Linked DNA regions of Mus musculus: region 1 is linked to region 2. The links are chromatin loops, found by intact Hi-C in ENCODE. Cell type or tissue: left cerebral cortex. All regions are shown on one strand.

Region 1 (2,500 bases), 1.4 Mb before region 2:
TATTTGGGATAAATAATACTGGGAAATCAAGGAAACTAATAATACAGCTTTATGTTTCACTTGTATGGCATTTCTTACAGTCTCACCTATGGTTATGCTAATGTTAATACTGACTTATTTACAGATCAGAAATGAAAATGGGCTGCAGTCAGAGACACGAGCTTTACTTTTGATTTTTGCTCAAATAGAGAATGTGGGTGGTTATTTTGTACTGCAGTTTCCTTTCGTTAACTAAGGCAGTTGACCACATGCTTGGTAAAGGCCAAGCATGTGTGTGAATTATTAGTGTATGTGAATTAACCCGCAAATCCTGCAGTGGGGAAACAGATACAGCCCGTTTATCTCTAATGATTTTCTTCACCTTTTCTGGTGAAATATTTTGAGCCATAATAGGGCAAGTGAAAAGATGTGGCAATGGAGGGACTCTCTTGTTCTTTAAATCAACATAATAGGTATGGAAGATAACAAGAACTCGGGAGCTGTAACTGCTAGAGATTGTGTAGTTTACTTTAACTGTGTTTTAGGGAAAATGGTTCAAATAGGTAGTAACCAGTTTAAAATAAAACCTGATAAATTTATGAATAAGAAGTATAACTCACGTCTCCTGTCTCTTAATACTGTTTTGTTTTTCATTATGTCTTACCATGCTGGCTTTTTTTTTAAATCATGTTGAGAATATATGGAGACTCTTTCTTAGTCAGGTAACAACTGCATATGAAAGTAAGTAATGAAGATAATGTATTTTAGCAAGGGAGATTTAGCAAAATCTCTGACATTATGAAACAGAATGATACCGTAAAGAGCCATTGTTGGATTACTATAATGATTGGGAACTGTAGTTAACTGACCCAAATTGATACAACCTAGTTCCACACTGATATTATTATAGTCTGAAAAACAAAATGCTAGTTATTATCATTTACATATAGAAATAAAATGATGATTCAATATATGAACACAAAACCGTATACTATATCAAAGTACTTAAAAAGGTTGTTTATAACTTCCCATAGCAAAAGCCTCAGAGTGGCTCTCAGTAAAGTAATGGAGCAGTTTCTTCATCCAAAGGCAGCTTTTTCCTATATATCAATCTCATGATTGCAAATGTTTGGATATAAAGAAAAACCCTGCAAAGCCCACATTGCAATTATGTCTTAAAACCATGTCTCTTTTACTGCTCTTAAATGAATTGTAAATGTTTAATTGCAGCTTACACGAAATGACTCTGTATTGAAAGCAGCATGTAATCAGAGTACTTAGTGCCTCCCCTCACACAATGCACAGTGTTGTCTCAAATTCTGGGTCCTCTGAGGACAGGGCTGCTTTGGAATTGGGCCTTGAAACTGGAGTTGGAAGAATGGAGTTGAAGAGGAGGTGGTACAAGAATAATTTTAAATATATTTTTTTGTTTGTTTGTCTTCCTGCAAGTGTTGAAGTTTGCACGAATGTAAGTTAAAGTTCTCCACTTAAAATTTCAGATTCTATGCTCTGGGAGTGAGAAAGCTACCCGTATCCTTGGCCATTAGCAATATAGATTCTGTGCTGCTGGGCAAAAGGTAGACTTGGACTGGACAAGAATTTTAATCCAAGCTAAGGGTCATGAGGTAACTTTATTTGGAGGATAAATGATCATCACAAGAGCAATCCTTTCTAGTACAGACTCCATTGGATACCACACAATAAAACTATTCTCAACAAATGCATGTGGTTATTACTAGTTTCCCATAAAGTCAAATAATTTCATTGAGGTTAAATAAATTCTTGAAGCCCTAAAAGCTGAGGAATAAGATGACATATTTCAGGAGTGCTAGCTAGCTCTTTCATCTTACTGTGTTGCACATGGCTAGGCTGTAGAATATATTATTAAGGCAGCATATTATATTTACTCAGCAATTTCTGAAACTGAAGGGTGTCTTTGGGATATAATATTTTATAAGGATTGTTCTAAGTCTTTGATATACTACTTTTTGGTAAATATCTCCCTTACTTTTCAGCCCCGAAGTTTAGTTATATTTCCTGATGGGAAGGCTATGACCTTTTTCTGAAACCAGAGTCCTTGGTGAGTTCAATATGATACTTTATGTATAATGCACCTTAAAGAGAAAAGCAACCTTATCCACTGAGATTTTAAAACCTGCTTTTATACTTAGAAATGAATACCTTTAGAAACCTCCTATCTTCAGATCTATCCTCGGGGCAAAAGGAGGAATCCTGGTTATTCCTGCCACGTTTGTCTCTCTGTGGCTTCTGTAATCTTCATAACAGGCTATCTTATCTTCGCGACTCCTTCCCCTCTTCACCCAGTGCTCCAAGACAAATTCTAGTGGATAGATACACTTTATCACCCACCAATGAAAGGCTTTCAGCTATGCCTCATGGGATTCCTAATTAACAACCCTTCTTCTTACAGCTGAAAGCTAAGAAAAAGGTCCAGAGAGGCAGACATGCAGCAAGTAAGATCCTATCTGTGTACTGACAGAGGTCAAACCGTCACAGCGAA
Region 2 (2,500 bases):
GGAGACACGATTTGTACACTACTCTCTGTATCTATAACATCAGGTTAGGGTTGTTATGATTTATTGGAGTGGCAAACAGATTTAGAAGCAAATAAAATAAAACTTGGCTTCCCTCTACAGCATCATAAAGAAGCATAACTATTGAGTTGTATGTGTGTGTTTCTATACTGTGTACTTATTGGCACTCCCTATTTATGCCAGACTTGTTTATGTTGTGAGACTGTGAGACTCTCAATTCGAAATGCTTGCGATCGGGTATGTTTCAGATTTAAGATAAAAAAAAATTAGAATATTTTATTTTATGTGAAAAAATGTGCTTGCTTGTTAGGAATCTCCCATGTGCCTGGTGCTCACGGAGGTCAGAAGAGGGAGTCAGATCCTCTGGAACTAGAGATGAGAATTGTTGTGAACCACCATGTGGGTGGGTGCTGGGAACTGAACTCGGATCCCCTACAGCAGCAACAAGTGCTCTTTACTGCTCGCCGTCTCTCTTGCCCTGAGACTTGAGTGTTGGGATGCACACCTGGGTGATGAAGATAGGTATCATCATGATAGGCCTAATCTGCATGTGCTCAGGTTTCCTATACTCCTTATGCACGGAACTTGAAGGAAATCTCATAATGTTTCTACTAACTTCATGCATAGTATGGTATTTTCTACTTGTGGCACGTGCAAAGGTTTTTATTTGGAAACATTTTGAATTTCAGCTTTTGGGATATTGGATGTTCAACCTACTCACATATTTATGTACACATACATACTTATATACATATGTATTAGCTTACAAATTTTGATAATGCATCTTGCATCTGTATAGTTAAATAAAACTTTATAGTTATTGCTAGTCATTAAAAACTGATTGAAGAGAAGATAGCTATGATAGTCTTATTAAAAACAGAATTTTGACTGACTGCTCTTCCTAAGGTCCTGAGTTCAAATCCAGAAACCACATGGTGGCTCACAACCATCTGTAAAGAGATCCGACGCCCTCTTCTGGAGCGTCTGAAGACAGCTACAATGTACTTTTATATAATAAATAAATACATCTTTTAAAAAAAGTAGTAAGTGTATTTCTATAGATTATCATATTAACTCTTAGTCTCCATAAAAATTGACAGTAAGAACTATATGGTTTTCAAAAGATAAGACATTTAATTAATAATTACTATTAATATGCAAATCAGAGTAAAGTAATCCTTAAGACGATAATAGAATTTTAAGTATTCTGTGTGCCAAGCATTCTGAAAACACTTCGAATATCCAAACATCATTAATTTGTCATACTTTTGGTTTTTAAATACATTTTTGCTTAAAATTGCCCTTTAATTCTTAGACACAGATACTTTACTGAATTTCATTAAGCTCATGATCTTAATTTTTAAAAATTACTTATTTTCTTTGCTTTTTGGACACAAAGTGTCACTATGCAGATATGTCTATCTTGGAACTCACTATGTAGACCAGGTTGGCCTCGAACTAGAGAGCTCCAGTGTGCCTCTAGCCTCCAGGTGCTGGAATTAAAAGCATTAGTCACCACACCCAGCCTATGTATTTTTTCATATGTATGCATGTATGTGTATGCATGTCCACATATGTGTGGGTGCACGTATTTATGTAGGTTCATGTATGTGGGTGTATACATGGAGGTCAGAAGTAGAGATTGACAGACTCTGTCTATTCTCTACATTATTCCTTGAGGCAAGGTCTCTCAATTGAACCCAGAGCTGGAAGACAGGGCCGGTCTGGCTAGCCTGGAGTTGCCTGTTCCTCCCAGGGTTGCAATTACAACCTCCCAGTGTTTATGTGCGTTCTGGGAATTTGAACCCCAGTACTCTTTCTTCCTTGCATGAAAAGCACCTTGACAACTGAGCCTTCTCTCTTCCCTGTATGATTTTTATTATTTTTTAGTAGAGTCTGACAGTTCATTCATTTAGGTTTGTTGGAAACATTTTTAAGGGTGGACTTGAAGTTTTTTCCTAAATGGCTCTCTTATAGGCCATCAACTTAAAATTTCAGTGAGGATTGCCGCACATTTGTCTTGATACTTCTCTATTTCATATTTTATGGTTACCTTAGGATAATTTACGCTTATAGATTTCACGTATGTACTTTAAACTAGTGTAGGGTTATTGATTGCTTACCATTCATTGTACTAATCGTATAAGTAGGTAGTAGAAGAGTTGTGTATTGTGAGTTGGAGAGCATGGAGTTTCAAGGTGTCTTGAGAGACACTTTTAGAATCTTCCCCCAGGTGATTCTCCTTGTTGCAACCTTTTTATTTACAGCCTGTCCAGGTGAGCAGATTTTGAAAGAGACACACTGCACCATCTTCTTCACCCTTCTGTATTTGCATGTGCTTCTCATGGGGTGGGGTGGGCCACTCGAGTTTCCTGACTTCAAGGGTTTAGCAACAAAATCAAGTTTAGTCTTAAGTGCACATGTGTACAATATGGTGTAATCGGACCTACACAATCATGTTTTCCTAACATTGCATTTAAAG

Evidence for each region. Peaks named below come from ENCODE experiments on the same cell type or tissue, not always from the same donor. Only the 100,000 strongest peaks of a DNase experiment are listed, where the experiment ranks them.
Region 1: a loop joins it to region 2, with 4 times the contacts of the local background. A loop is called at or near these places in 7 of 42 quality-filtered maps.

What each region holds. Positions count from the first base shown.
Region 1 is chr16:47,871,784-47,874,283 of GRCm38, reverse strand. No RefSeq gene overlaps it. Among named protein-coding and RNA genes, the nearest start is that of Gm52257, 180 kb to the left of the region's middle. In left cerebral cortex, no CTCF peak of the experiment used is centred here; a DNase peak (open chromatin) is centred at 1,320.
Region 2 is chr16:46,490,211-46,492,710 of GRCm38, reverse strand. All of the region lies in intron 1 of Nectin3 (nectin cell adhesion molecule 3), which reads left to right. Among named protein-coding and RNA genes, the nearest start is that of Nectin3, 5.5 kb to the left of the region's middle. In left cerebral cortex, a CTCF peak has its summit at 994 (motif pointing left); no DNase peak of the experiment used is centred here.